Linked DNA regions of Homo sapiens: region 2 is linked to region 1. Evidence: chromatin loops called from intact Hi-C (ENCODE). Cell type or tissue: CD4-positive, alpha-beta T cell. All regions are shown on one strand.

Evidence for each region. A loop is a pair of places that touch in the nucleus more often than their neighbours do. Peaks named below come from ENCODE experiments on the same cell type or tissue, not always from the same donor. Only the 100,000 strongest peaks of a DNase experiment are listed, where the experiment ranks them.
Region 2: it touches region 1 in a loop (2.5-fold over the local background); 5 of 110 quality-filtered maps call a loop at or near these places.

Annotation. Positions count from the first base shown.
Region 1 is chr13:98,990,103-98,998,102 of GRCh38, reverse strand. It overlaps a transcript of DOCK9 not described here. Among named protein-coding and RNA genes, the nearest start is that of DOCK9, 16 kb to the right of the region's middle. RefSeq lists enhancers at 3,532-4,033, 4,875-6,074. In CD4-positive, alpha-beta T cell, no CTCF peak of the experiment used is centred here; a DNase peak (open chromatin) is centred at 3,042; H3K27ac peaks cover 374 bases.
Region 2 is chr13:99,042,762-99,050,761 of GRCh38, reverse strand. It overlaps a transcript of DOCK9 not described here. Among named protein-coding and RNA genes, the nearest start is that of DOCK9-DT, 40 kb to the left of the region's middle. In CD4-positive, alpha-beta T cell, no CTCF peak of the experiment used is centred here; DNase peaks (open chromatin) are centred at 421, 4,311 and 5,801; H3K4me3 peaks cover 1,126 bases; H3K27ac peaks cover 4,808 bases.

The DNA of each region.
Region 1 (8,000 bases):
CACCAAGTACAGAGGAAAAGCTGAGGAGAATGGCAGGTGTCACATGCATGACACCCTCACCATCACCCTGGAGATGTTTCTGTGGTTTGCAGCAAATCTTGGAAGAGCAGAATGGCCTCAGCCCTAGTCTGAGAAAATCCTCAGGGCTTTTACAGAGATGATCCTGGGGACTTAGGAGAATCTGCTGTGTTGGTCAAGGGTGGGGCTGGGCCAGTGCCACACTTTGGCAGAACAGACCTCTCGTTAGCTACGGGGCTGGAAAGCAGCATGCTTCTCAGTTATTCTCCCAGAATCCCCACATGGAAATGTTTTCTATTGTATAACAAAGATGCACAAAGTCAGGGGGTGACTGGAGTATTCCTGACCAGCCAGGGCTGGAATTGCAAGCCAGCAATGCACAGAGACAGGAAAATAATTCCCACAAAGAACAGTGAAGGCTGCCCATGGCAATCCCTGGAAATAGTCTGATGTGGATGGAGTGAGGGAAGGAAGTGTTGAGAGACCAACAAAGGATATCAAAAGAGTGGGTGGTTTTGAAGACAAACCTCATTTCACATCGCTACTGGTCTGCTCTTCTTTCACATGTGGCAAATAGGAATCTAGTGGTCAGCCAGGAGACTTACTGTCATGCCCTTGAGAGAGGTCTTCTTTACAGATGTTTAGGCAAAGCAACTCTGAGGTGCGGGGCTCAGCAGGACTGAGCTGGTCAAATAAAAGGCTTTAGTTAGAAATTTGAGCTGAATTGGTAAGTTCTTTTTTACTCCAAGTTTTCTTATTGTTTGCCTCTGGGCGTGGGGTGGGCGAACCCTGCCTGAATAACCAGAGGAAAGTGAGGTGATCCACAGAGGGCCACAGCTCAGTGATTTTACAGTGTTCGCTTTAGTTCCTGAGACGTGTGGGCCTGCAGGCAGCAGACACAGGTGCCCTGCGAAGCGGCGTGTTCTAGGGTAAGTGCGCTGTGAGTGTCTGCTGCACACATTGACTACACATTCGAGAAGCCCTCTTTTCCCTCTTTTCCACTGTCCTCTTGTAGAAACCCTGGATAGTCAGCACATCTCCCAATACTCCTTTCCCATTCAGGTTGTGAGAGGGGAGCACATGTCTTTTCTTGTCTTCTTTCTGTTATGCCAGCTGAGGAATGAGTACCGATTGGACTTAGTATGCAAGGAGTTTCTTTGGATTTCAGAAGATCCGCATTTTTGGGGTAAAACTATGCTGTTTGCTTTACCATTGGCAGAGCAACTTACTTCCAAGTTATTATAATAAGAAATATAAACAATAAAACCAAGGAAGGTAAAGGATTAGATCAGGAGTGCCCAATCTTTTGGCTTCCCTGGGCCACACTGGAAGAAGAAGAATTGTCCTGGGCCACACATAAAATACACTAACACTAGTGATAGCTGATGAGCTTTTAAAAAATTGCAAAACTCATAATGTTTTAAGAAAGTGAAAGTTTACGAATTTGTGTTGGGCTGCATTCAAAGCCATCCTGGGCCACATATGGCCCTGGGCCGTGGATTGGACAAGCTTGGATTAGATTATCCCCTCCAGGTCAGAAATTCTTTGATTTTGAAATAGATTATTGGAATATATGGGTAATGTAAGGACCTGTAAGGCACAGTCCAGTTGGAATGTGAAATATACATTTGTGAAGAGTTAGTTATATAATATTAGTATTGATCTTAGCTCTAGATGGCTTACAAGGTATAACATAAGTCAGCTAGTGATGAATTGCTGTTAGTACTACTCGGGATCTGGAAAAAGATGTGTGACCGCTGTCTTAGTTGTGTTCTGCTTTGTGCCGTGGACACTGTGAGTGAGAAGGATGGGTTGTGGTAATTACGAGCAGCACTTGTATTACTGAGGGCTCCATCCTTGGCCAGCATCCTCTTTTTAGGTGATGACATTCACTTTCATTGTTGTAGCCACCACCTGTCTATATGTGGTCATCTCTGTTTGCATCTGAAGGCCTATACCTCATCCCAGTGCGTATATGTCCATATGCCATCTGCTATTTAAAGCCCTTTGGTGGCTTTCCATTTAGCTCAGGTTGAAATACACAATCCTCAATATGCCTGCCATGGCTAACAAGGCCCAATATGATCTGCACCGTGCTTACCCTACTGGGCTCATCGTGTGCTGTTCTCCCCTGGACCACTGCACTGAATGGGCCACTGTTCAGCTGCTCAAAGAGGGCAAACTATTCTGCGCTTCAGGGCCTTTGCACATGCTATTTCCTCACCCCTCAATTTGCACTAACTCAGCCACTATTCAGAATTCACTCCTCCTTCTAGCCATGTTTAAAAGTATCTTCCGGCCGGGCGCAGTGGCTCACACCTGTAATCCCAGCACTTTGGGAGGCCTAGACGGGCGGATCACAAGGTGAGGAGATCGAGACCATCCTGGCTAACACGCTGAAACCCCGTCTCTACTGAAAATACAAAAAATTAGCCGGGCGTGGTGGCAGGTGCCTGTAGTCCCAGCTACTCGGGAGGCTGAGGCAGGAGAATGGTGTGAACTCGGGGGGCGGAGCTTGCAGTGAGCCGAGATCGCGCCACTGTACTCCAGCCTGGGGGACAGAGCGAGACTCTGTCTCAAAAAAAAAAAAAAAAAAAAAGTATCTTCCTCAAAGGAGGCTTATTTAACCTGAGACTAGTTACGCATCCTCTACTTTTCTTTCATTGCACTTAACACAATTGTAAATAAACTAGTAATCGTGTTGCTAGTTGTTTACTGGTTGATTTCATTGTGGTCTCTGAGTATGCTTGTAGAAAGCCTGGTCAGCACATCTCCCAATACTCCTTCCTTCCAGCCTGCTTGCTGGTGTATATGATGAACCACTGTAATGTTTTTACTTCACACGACACCCCAGCATTAGCTTTTCATGAGTGAAATAAATTAATAGAAACAGTCTGCAAACAAAGATTTCCTCGGGAACGGTGTTTTGTTTCTGTCATGGTGTGACTTGGAGTCTGTAATGACTGATGGGCCTGCACATGTGTCTATCTAGCAGATACACTTCTAACAGCACAATTCACATCCTTTTGATTTTTTTCCCATGCGTACATTTCTTTAGAGCACCTGGGTTGTTTATGCAATTTCCTGTTTGTCAAAGGGTAATAACCATACCTCACGAACTTAGAATTTTTCACTCGTTTACAATTTAAAGTGAACAGAAAAGTAAAACTTAAGTGTTTAATATTTTTGAGCTTCTAGAATATTTTAATATGTAATAATTATATATTTGACACAAAGAATTGGTTACCATATATATGTTCTTAATTTTTTTGTAGAAGTCATACAAAAGAATGTATGGAAAGAAAGGGGAAGCGGAATTACCACTTGATATACAGACAAAAAAGACATTTTACTAGGAGCACAATTAAGAGGAAGGAACAATGAATTAATTGATCTTGATCAAGGATATAATTATATATTAGATATATAATTACATAATATATACACTCATATCTGATTATATATGAGTAACACAATTATATGTAAATGTAGGATGAATACACTGAACTCTCTGGACACACATTCCTTTGTCACAGAAGAAGATTCAAATTTGAAAAGTAATTCTCCCGGTAGGATTGGTGCTGCATTTCTCAGCCTTAGCACTGTTGACATTTTGGGCTGGATAATTCTTTGTTGAGGGGGCCGGTTTCTGTATTATACCATGTTTGGCAGCATCCTTGGCCCTACCCAGTATATGGCAGGTACAACCCCCCTTCTGCAAGTCATGACAGCCAAAAATGCTTCCAGATAGTGCCACATTCCCTGCTGGAGGGTAAAATCACCCCCAGTGGGGAACCACTAGATTAGAATACCTGATGCTTCAGGTTACAAAGGAGAAGTGCTCAAACAAGCCCAAGTGGGCAGAACAGCTTCTGTCCTAGGAGATGGTAGGCACCCCAGCTTCTGTTGGGACTCACGCCAACAGCCCTTCACCTGCAGTAGACTTTTCTAAAGTAGATAAAGTCTAGTCCATTGATTATTTTTTTATTTTAAAGTTTTTTTATTTTAATATATTTCTTATTCTTTAAGGACCATCCCAAACCCAGCTTTGCAAGGAGCTCTTCCTTCAATCACACATTTACTCCTGTGAATTGGATTGCCCGCAATCTCACATTACAACTTGATGATACTAAGGTTTATTGTTGATAGTAATGTCATAATATTTTTTTCTCTTTGAAGTACAACTTATTTACTTCCTTGAATTTTCAACATAAGCAAATTTCACATATTAGATAATTCTAACTACAGTGAGAGAAAACATTTAATAAACTTTAAAAACCAAAACTTTTATTTATTATTTACAATATAAACTTTATTTACAAACTTTATTTATTTTTATTTTTTGAGACGGAGTCTCGCTCTGTCACCCATGCTGGAGTGCAGTGACGCAATCTCAGCTTACTGCAAGCTCCGCCTCCCGGGTTCACGCCATTCTCCTGCCTCAGCCTCCAGGGACTACAGGTGCCCGCCACCACCTAGTGGAAGTATTCCTAGTGAAGACATGTTGTTTTCCATAGTTACTGCCTTCCTTCACTGATCACAAGCCCATCAGTCTTTCCTTTCTTTATCATGGTTTGTTATTTCTGATTGCTTCTCTCCAAGACAGCCACCTAAAATAATAGACACTCTCATGTAAATTATACACATCTTCCTAGGAACAGTTTAAAAAATTTCCTACCTCTCAAAGGCTGCTGTGAAGTAGATTTGAAGGCGAATGTTACTCTGCTTAAATTGTTTCTCATGTCACATAATGAGATAACAACATATGGGTAGAGAATCTGAGAATTAGGAATTTGGAGTCTCATACGGGGTCCGTAATGATCAAGTTACCATATTATGCCCCTGTCATTTACCCAGGAATTGTGCCGGTAATTGAAGTATTAACTACCAGATACCCATATTTACTTTGGAGTAATTATTTTTATTACTGCATATGCTGTGGAAAAGAGGCTGTGTTTTACACTTCTCATTGAGGAGGCAGAGTCCATACTCCTGACTAAGACTGCAGCTGTCTTCATTCTGATTCCACCTACCTTTCTGTCTTTTTCTCCTGCTTTGCCATGCTGGGGGTGCTGCTTCATCTAAAGTCTTGCTGTTTCCCAAACACACCATGCTCTTTCAGACTTCCACACCTTTCTGGATATGTACTTCCTTTTTGCTTGAACACCTTTTACTCTCTTCACTGCTTCAGAACGTCTTGCTTATTCTTTAAGACTTTGCTTTTCAAGTTTGCTCCCTGAGCCAGCAGCATCAGGAGAGCTGTGGATTCTCAGCTGCTGTATTAGTCCATTCTCATGCTGCTAATAAAGACATACCTGAGACTGTAATTTATAAAGGAAAGAGGTTTAATGGACTCACAGTTCCACATGGCTGGAGAAGCCTCACAATCATGGTGGAAGGCGAAGGAAAAGCAAAGGCACATCTTATGTGGCGGCAGGCAAGTGGGGTGTGCTGGGGAACTCCCTTTTATTAAACCATCAGATCTCATGAGACTTACTCATGAGAACAGCAGGGGAAAAACCTGGCCCCATGATTCACTTACTTCCCACCGGATCTCTCCCATGACACGTGAGGATTATTACAATTTAAGGTGAGATTTGGGTTTAGACACAGAGCCAAACCATATCAGCTGCATTCTAGACCCGCTGAGTAGACCTACCCAACTGAAGGGAAGCTGGGAGGGGAGGCTCATGGTAGCTCCGAGGAGGGCCTGGGGGAGATCGGAGTGCCCTTAAGGGGCTGACACTCCCACATAGACCATCTGGGTCTTCTGAGAGGGTCAGAAGAGGGCCCAGTGGGCTGTTTTAACAAGCTCTCTAAATGATCCTGACATGATAAGAGTTTGGGAACCACCACCTTTTAGACACCATTCAAATAGCACCCCATCTCCTGAAGCTTATCCTGATAACTCCTCAACAGGTAGTCAGCCATCCCTCCTGTTGGGGCATTTTTTTTTTTTTCACTGTATTGGTTAGGCAGGGTAGGCTAACTGCTGTAGCTTCACACTGTACAGTTTTATTTCTCATGTGTGACACGATCTCACCAGGTGTACATGCGGTGGTCTTCCATGTGATGATGTAGGAGCCTGGCTTCTTACCTCTGTGGCTCCTGTGTAGCCAGGGCCTCAGGCTCCTCCAGATTCCCTGCATCCAGTGGCCCCACAGGTGGGGAGAAAGCAAGGATCATCAAGCAGCATGTTCCTTGACTGTGCCTGGTCTCTGCGACCTTATTATTATTTTTTTTTACTTTTTTCTTGGGCCAGAACCTAGTGACGTAGTTTCAGCCTAACTGCCAAGGAGATTGGAAAGTCGACTGCCTAGGAAGAAGAGACAGGATTGGGGATTGCCTAGTCCAACACTTTCCACTAAAAATATAATATTTTTATATATGTATATATGTAATTTATATTTATATATAATTTTACATTTTCTGCTAGCTATATTAAAAACCATAAAAAACAGATAAAATCAGTTTTACTAATATATTTTATTTAACCCAGTATATTCAAATATTATTCAATAAGTAATCAATAAAAAAACTCTTAAGATATTTTACATTCTTTTTGTCACACAGAGTCTTTGAAACCCAGTGTGTATAGCACATCCAGGTTCAACTAGGCAAATCTCGAGTAGCCCCGTGTGGCTAGTGGCTACCATATTGGCCAGCACAGGTCTAGCTACTCCTGTCACACTTGTTATTGAAATTACTTGTTTGCGGCCGAGTGCGGTGGCTCGCGCCTGTAATCCCAGCACTTTGGGAGGCCGAGGCAGGAGCATCACGAGGTCAGGAGTTCAAGACCAGCCTGGTCAACATGGTGAGACCACGTCTCTACTAAAAATACGAAAATCAGCCGGGCATGGTGGTGCATGCCTATAGTCTTAGCTACTGGGGAGGCTGAGGCAAAGAATCAACGTGAACCCAGGAGGCGGAGGTTGTGGTGAGCCAAAATCATGCCACTGCACTCCAGCCTGGGTAACAAAGCGAAACTCCATCTCAAAAAAAAAAAGAAATTACTTGTTTGCATCCCTTTTAGTCCACTTTCAGACATCGTACTCTTGAACTAGATTGTGTGTTCCTTATTTCCCAAACCTTGTGCAGCGCTCTGTGGTTAAGAAATGCTTGCTGAGTGATTAGCAAGGAAGGAATTTAATGCATGAATCCATCCATTAATGAATGGATTAATGAGTAAATACAGGAGAGCATTCCGCATTCCTTTTGGTTCTTTTGACTACTTTAGTGAGAGTCCTAAGGTGTTCTCTTTTGTGATAAGTGCTGGGTTGCATACAGTATGACAAAATTAGTATAGTAGAAGGATAAAGTGAGCCCATTAACTGGGGTGCTCATATGTATTGCTGAATTGCAGAGTTTGGGCTGAAAAGAACTTGACCATGGGATTGTCTGTCCTCATTTTTGTGGATGTGTGTCCCTGAGATAAGTGGAAACATGGAGGTGGCACACCAGCCTTGGGGAGCAAATCCCCCAGCACTTGTGGTCGCCTTAAGTCTCTTGCAATTAATCTAGAAGTCTCATGTTTTTCCCCAAATTAATGAAGAGCTATAAGCTGTAGTAGTATGTGCTGCAGTTATTTCAAAATGAGTTGTTGGGGAACGTGTTATTTAACATACTCTCAATTGTAAAATGCTGCCAAACAAAACTTGCTTAAGATTTTTTATTTTACCGTCTTTTCTTCAAGTCTTATACCAGGGAATAGACAAGCTCATGAAAGTTATATCAATACAGTGTCTGAGTAACAGATTCTGTTTAAAAGGAAAATAATAGTACATTAAGTCTGTAACACTGGATGGGGCATTATTTTCATTGCAGTGAATTGTGAAGAATGCATACGGAAGACGTGACTTCTGCATTTTTTTCCTCTTATGGTGGAGAGAAAGGAAAACCTTAGAAATGCCTTTACTCTTCTCTAAACAGATTGGTTCATTGCTTTTAGTTACCATCCTATGATGGTCACACATTTGAACTTG
Region 2 (8,000 bases), 53 kb before region 1:
TTGTGGGACTTGTCATTAGTGTCTACAACATGGTGGGTGCTTATGACATGTTTATTTTTTATTTATTTACTTAGAGACGGAGTCTCGCATGTCGCCTGGGCTGGAGTGGAGTGGTGCAATAGCTCACTGCAACCTCCCCCTCCAGCATTCAAGCTATTCTCCTGCCTCAACCTCCCGAGTAGCTGGGATTACAGGCGCCCGCCACCACGTCTGGCTAATTTTTTGTATTTTTAGTAGAGACAGGGTTTCACTACGTTGGCCAGGCTGGTCTTGAACTCCGACCTCGTGATCCACCCACCTCAGCCTCCCAAAGTGCTGGGATTACAGGCATGAGCCACTGCGCCCGGTCATGACATGTTGATTGGATGGGAGAATAAGTTAGTCATGCAAGGTCATACTGTTTGTAGCTGATTCAGGTTTCGCTGTCTCGGATATTTCCATTCGTGTATCACTGCAAGGGGAAGTGGTTTTGCTTTTTTTTTCTCCTACAGGCCTGAAATATGGAATGAACTCTAGGTACTTGATTTTAATTAAAGCATTACCAAAGTGTTATTTTTGCTCTGTGACATAGATAAACTACACATGCTATGTGTCTTTCCATTTTTGATTTGTTTTTACTTGCTGTCCATGGCTTGAAATTTTAGACAGGATCCAACATGCAAGCAGGTGTCATCTTACATGTTGAAACCTAAATATCCTCCATAAACTTTGATAGCTCCATAGGTTATTTTCAGTATTTTCACATATCATATTTCAATTTTTTAAATCTATAGCATAATTGCTTCTTGTATTTTTAGATGTCATGAAGATGTTGGCCTAGGAGAGAACCTGCAGCATTCATTATCTGGAAAGATCAATCATTTCCTAATGAAATCCAGTTTTGTATGTTAGGGATCATTATCTGATAATACAGTATGTGTCCTGCTTTCAAAAATTTAGCTATTGGCTGGGTGTGGTTGCTCATTCCTGTAATCCCAACACTTTAGGAGACTGAGGTGGGAGTATCTTTTGAGTCCAGGAGTTCAAGACCAGCCTGGGCAACATGGTGAAACCCTGTCTCTACAAAAAAATTGTAGAAAATTAGCTGAACGCTGTGGCGCACACCTGTGGTCCCAGCTATGTGGGTGGGAGGCAGGAGAATCACTTGAGCCTAGAGGTTGAGGCTGCAGCGAGCCATGATTGTGCTTTTGCACTCCAGCCTGGGTAACAGAGCAAGACCCTGTTTAAAAAAAAAAATTTCAGCTGTTACATCAGTAGCCTTTAACACACTCCCTCAGTCCAGATTTGTCTTTTTCTTTTCTTTTCTTTTCCTTTTTTTGTAGCTGGGACTACAGGCGTTTGCCACCATGCCCAGCTAGAGTTGTCTTTTTCTAAGATGTCCTTACTCCATGGCCACACCATGCCTCCCGATGACAAGGCTGACCACACTGCCCCTGTCCAAGGAGCAGCCTTCAGCATTGCCTGCTACCTCCTTTTGGCCAGATATTCTGAGGTTGGAAGGTGAGGGGTGATAAGGTATGTGGATTCAGAAGTACTGTAAACATACTCAGATGAACAGTATTACCATTTAAGAATTTTCATTTCACAGTTGGGTTTCATCTCCAAAATTCTTGAGTAATGAGAGAATTGAGTAAGGGTAGTCATTGATGATTCTGTTGGGTCCAGAAAACAGAGTGATTGATTGAAGTCTGTACAATGCCAAAACATATTTTTAACTATTCATTTTCTTTCCATTCTTAGCCATACAGAAAATAACCAAACAAAAAATTAAACACGAACTCCACAGTCAGACTTATTCAGCTGTTTATTATTATTATATTCATTATTTGTACTTAGCTATGATTATTCAGCTTATTAAGCTTTGCTGTTTATTAGTAGCAGAGCTTAATGTCAGGGATTTGAATTTCGCTTTTTGGTGTGAAGTCTTTACCTAACAAAGTGGGAAGTCCCGAGCAGTGGTCAGTGATGGAATAATAAAGGTACAAGTATATTAGTGCTTACAGTTACAAAGAGAACTGTAGAGAATGAGAAATAGTGGCACTGTGAGGATGGGAGTGTTGCATGTGAGCTGTCCCCATTTGTCATAGCAGAAAGTCAGTTGAAAATATTTGGAAAGGATAAAATTGAGAAATCTGTATGTTACAGTTATGGGGGCAGCAGGAGGAGAGCAAACACTGGAAGAAGCACCAAAATATGGAAGGGAATTGCCTCCGAGGAGCAGGGCTGGGAGTGGAGTGGGTGAGCCAGGCCACCCTTGCTTTCCGTGATAAGCCCTATTATTGTATTTTTAGTTATGTGCTTGTTACGTTAATGAACACTGATGAACACAGAGCATGCATTATTCAAAATTCCTTCTTATTTTCTTTTCTAGAGTAGGGACAAATAAGAGTGATGAGAAGATGAGCAGTAGCAGAGGGGAATGGTAACTGGGGAAGCTCCGCTGGGGTGCACGCAGGCTGTCTCCAGGTTGGCTGTCTTCAGGCGTGCTTCTTACTCCAAAACTGGAAACTTGGTGAAAATCCTGCTGTTGGCTTTGAGCCGGCAGAAACAAAACAAAACAAAACAAAACAGATAAAACTGTAAACCAAGAAGCAGCACATGAACACTTTTAAACACCGTATGAAGATTTTCCATAACTTTAAAATACAATGGAATATGTTCTCAGTGAGAACTGTCATCGGACATCAGTGTTTGATTCGTGATTTTGCTGACATTGAGGTCCCTGGTGCTGCCCCCAAACTGGAGGCCTGCCCAGGGTGAAACTTTGTGTCAGAGCCCAGGATTTGACTCCTAGGAGCTCTGCTGTTGGGTATTATACAGGAGGGCAGGAATTGAGTTGTAAAAGGCCAGTGAAAGGGAGGGAGAACAATACATTGAGTTTGTATCCAGGGACACTTTCCTGGAAAGGTGGTTGCTTGAGGCTGATGCTTCAAGATTAGGGCCAGGCGCAGTAGCTCCTGCCTGTAATCCCAGCACTTTGGGAGGCCGAGGTGGGTGGATCGCCTGAAGTCAGGAGTTCAAGACCGGCCTGGCTAACATGGTGAAACCCCGTCTCTACTAAAAATTAAAAAAAAAATTAGCTGGGCATAGTGGTGTGCACCTGTAGTCCCAGCTACTCAGGAGGCTGAGGCAGGAGAATGGCTTGAAGGTGGGAGGCAGAGGTTACAGAGAGCCAGGATGGCACCACTGCACTCCAGCCTAGGCGACTGGGCGAGACTCCGTCTCAAAAAAAAAAAAAAAAAAAGGATTAGAACCACTGATTCTCAGAAAAAGTTTGACTTTCATTATTTTCAGACAACACCTAAGGAGTGAAAATAAATGAGACTAAGAAGATGTTCTTAGGCCCCAGAATGTTTAAAAGTAGAAAGACAATTTCCTTATTCTAACCTGGGGACCCTGATGGTAACAGACGTGCTTATGTGCTGCGATGGCAGCTGATACTCCTCAGCCTGTGGTTCTCTGCCCCATCCAGAGAGAGCCTGAATCTATACACAGAAAAGGCTGTGTTTCTGAGGAAATAAAAAATATGTACTTTTAAAATTTTCTAAATAGGCCCTACTTCTAGGGTCAGCTGGCGTGTATTTCAATTAGCACATTATCTTGGGAAACTTTACCATGAGGAAAAGTTTACTCATAGGCTTGGCCATTTTTATTTATTTGACCCCCATGAATAGTCCAACATAGCCACCAAAAATTGCACAGATGTCAGTGGCTGTTTGGCCGTGTTTTAAATAAATATTTTGTCTTTTAATCATCAGAGATAGGAGATTAAACCTGGACTCGTCCAACTTTGGCTCTCTTCACGCTCATCCTTATGGGAGAGGAAGTGTCAAGATGGGCTTTCCTTTGGAGCATAACCTAAACAGGAACCTTTTAAAAACCTATCCAAAGCTACACTTTGTACCTTAAACGCAGGCATGAAGTATGAGACATTTCTGGTGATGTCTTCAGGAGGATTAAGAGGTCAGGAGTTAGATGTAAGAATGAAAGTAAAGTAAGTGATAGATCTAGGCAGAGAAAGATGTTGACATCTGAGCTTATACTCTGAATAAAACAGGTTTCCAGGCTGTGTGTGTTTATTTTACACCCATGCACTTACACACAGTATGTGATAACACAGCAGTGATTCACAGTGGCTCTTCAAGGCCCCTCATCTGTGAGTCCTGGACTTTCCTGTCAGGTGTGCCCCCTCATAACCAGGCATGTTCTATGAGGTGTTTACTGTCGAGACAAGTCCCACAAGTTGGGCAACCCTTTAAGTGCTGTTTTCCGGAGCGCAGCTAAGGAGGTTAGCATACTGGGCGCAAAATCCTTCCTCCTTTTGAAAACCTCAAAACCAACAAACTACTTCCTCTGTTAATCTCATGGGTGAGTGGCAAAGCCCAGGCCAAGCCCTTGGTTGTGCAATGTGTTATGGCCCTGGAGTTAAGGATCCTCCTACTCAAAGCAGGAGGGCATCATTCCAGCAAAACCTGTTGGTGTGCGTCCCACCTTCCAAGTGAAGATATGCCAGGTGGGAGGTCGCTCGGCTTGTTCTGCCCCGTGCTGAGCCTGGGCTCAGTGTTGGGACATACATTTCTGCCTTTTCTGTCGTTGCTTAAGATATTTCCTGGTTGTCTTGTGAATTCTAGACACAGTGATGCTGGTTTTTTTTTTTTTTTGAGACTGAGTCTCACTCTGTCACCCAGGCTGGAGTGCAGTGGCACAATCTCAGCTTACTGTAAGCTCCGCCTCCCGGGTTCACGCCATTCTCCTGCCTCAGTCTCCTGAGTAGCTGGGACTACAGGCACGTGCCATCAAACCCGGCTAATTTTTTTTTTTTTTTGTATTTTTAGTAGAGATGGGGATTCACCGTGTTAGCCAGAATAGTCTCAATCTCCTGACCTCATGATCCGCCCGCCTCAGCCTCTCAAAGTGCTGGGATTACAGGTGTGAGCCACCGCACCCGGCTGCTGTTTTTTTTGTTTTGTTTTGTTTTGTTTTTAAAAAGATGATTAAGCTGGTGAGGCATCTCTTTTTATATATGCATTTTTTGACAAAAATTCCGTATATTTAGGGTATACAACATGATGTTTTAAAATTGGAATGGTTCAATCAAGCTAAGTAACATGCAATACTTCACATACTTAACATTTTCTGTGGTGAGAACTCAGTTCTACTCTCAGCTATTTATTTACTGTAGTCACCATGTTTATACTGTATTCCCCCTAGCTAACTGAAATTTTGTATCTTTTTACCAACATCTCTCCAAACCCCACCCCCAGCCCCTGGTAACCACCATTCTACTCTCTACTTCTGTAAGTTTGACTTTTTTAGAGTCTACATCTAAGTGAGGTCATGTAGTATTAGCCTTTCTTTGCCTGGCTTACTTCATTTAACATGATGTCCTCTATGTTCATGTTGTTGCAGACGATTTCTTTCTCTTTTGCGCCTGAATGATATTTCATTGTGTATATACGGTATACACCATATTTTATTTATCCATTTATCCACTGATGGCCACTTAGGTTGATTCCATATCTTAGCTGTTGTGAATAGTGCGGCCATGAACATGGGAGTGCAGATATCGCTTTGACACAGCGATTTCATTTTCTTTGGGCAAGTACCCGGTAGTAGGATTGCTGGATCATATGCTAGTCCTATTTTTAATCTTTTAAGGAACCCCCATACTGTTTTCCACAGTGGCTTCACTAATTTACAGTCCCACAAACAGCATGCAGGGATTCCCTTTCCACCACATCCTCTTAGTGAGACATCTCTTGAAGAAGGTCTGTCGACTTGGGTACCACTGAATGGTTTGTGGGTGAATATGTCTATGGGCTGGAATTGTGGTGGGAGTTCCCCTCTGCTCTCAGTATGGTAAAATCCTGTCCTGCTCCTGAGAAACACGGGTAGGAAGGCATGGAGGAGCTTGTGCATGTGATGGAAGAACCTGGCTGTACAGTCAGGTGACAGTCCTTTTGGTTTTTCTTTTACTTACGGCTTTAAGCACTGTATTATAGTTTGGGGAGAATGATTGCTCTTGTCTTCAACACATTGTTAATAAGGGAGCCCAAAGTTTGTGTCTTTTAAGTTAGCTCCGTAGCTTTTTGTTCTAAACTTTTGTATTTCCAAATTCATTTATTTTTGGTGGCAAAATTTGCACATTTTTAAAGTGTTAGTGAGTAGTCTGTATCACTTTGAAATAAGAGCTAGGAAGCGATCGTGGTATTCATACATAATAGTCTGGTGTTCCTTTCTGGTTGCCATGGTGTGGTGGTCCTGATCAGTGTGGGTCTGACTGGGGTGCTCAGCCAGGTGGCAGACATCTGTGGTCTCTAGAAGCTGAAATACTTCAGCTATAGGAAGCATCTGCTGCTTCAAGAACTTCACAATAAGCATTTATTGATGTCCTACTGTATACCAGGCATCCTGCTGGTTGCTGAGGGAACAAACATGAATAAGACCCACTGCCTGCAGTGTTCTTGATTCAGTGATTCCACCAGAATCAATTACAGGAGGCTGGCTGGTGGCTTCACTCAATGTCTGTGTTTAAGATTAATTTGCTTAATAAAACTCAGGGCAGTGAATACACAGGGTTGGCCCTGGCTTTCCTGTTACGAGCATTCAACAGTGTCGCGTGAGCAGTTGAACATGCCTTGTAAACCATGGTTGAGTCTCCCTGAGCTATTGTTAGCAGATAACTTTAGAGCAGAGCTAATCTGTCATATAAATAAGAATCACAATTGGGTTACATGGTAATTAAATATAAATGGTAAGTGAGTGAGTCACATTTATTCATTCATTCAGCAAACTTTTATTAGAGGCCTCTGGTGCCAGGCAGTGTATGAGGTGCTCTTCTGAGGCTGGTGTGGAGGGATGGTCACACCAGTATTGTCCTGCCTACAGTAGTGGCATATGTAGGGCAGTGGGCGGGGACAAGCAAACACTGAAGCTGGCCGTCCCATCATGGAGGGCCTCAAGGAGGGGGCAGGCTGATTGTGGAAAGGATGTGGGTAAGATGAGGCAGGGTAAAGGAGTAAGTTCTCCTTCATTATTAGCAATTACTTTAGACCCCATGTTCCTTCTGGGATGTCCTCAGCTCCCTTCCCTTACCCCGGTGGACAAGAAAATAGATAGCCTTGGCAGCTGCACTTTTATGTGTCTTGGGTCCTGTTTGTGGACCTGTTTGGCAGCCTCCCTCTCTCCCCGACGTACCTGCAAGTGTCTGAGTCCTCTGCTCCTGGGTTCTGCATGGCAACTGATGGAAAGCTAGAGGGGCTGACTTCCCAGGATATGAGACCGTAGAGAGACAGATGGGCTGCCCCTTCTCAGGGAGAAGAGAGCCTACCTAGGATTTCTGGGCTGGGGCAGGGGTGCCTCCGGGATGGGTGGATTCCCCACAAATGCCCAGGCTTCAGGCAGCCTACAGCTGTTCACTGAGAGTGGGCTGTCTTCAGGGCCAGCTGGAAGAGAAGTTTGATTTCTGAGGCAAGGAATAGACTGATGATATCTTCCCCAGTTTCTTCCTTTTGCCTAAAAGTCCTACTGAGGTCACTGTAGGGGCTTCCAGGGATTTGGAGCTGACCAAGGAAGAAGATGTGACCCTGAGAGGCAGTGACCCATGAGCTTTATTGGATGGCGGTGGGACAGGGTTGCTTGAGAGGGGATGTCCCTCACGGGCTGAGGCCATCTGGGGCCACCACTCAGAAGGGACTGTGTCTAGGTGGTGCCATGTGCCTAGATGATGTCACCCAGCAGTGCTGTGGGAGTCTCTGGGTCAGAGAGCTCAGAAGGGCCATAGCTGCTTGGGGCCTTGTAAGGCCCTATCTTGTCAGTGGGTGACAGTTTTCAGGCAAGATTTCAGTGGGTCTGTGAAGCAGGCTACATGGCAAAAGATCTGCCTGTTTGGGGCTATTTTTAAAATAATTGGATGTATAAAAATTTGAGTTTGATGCTAGAGGGCTTTTGTGCTAACTAGTCTCCACCTGCAGTGAAGAAATAAACTACCTAGGGACAAT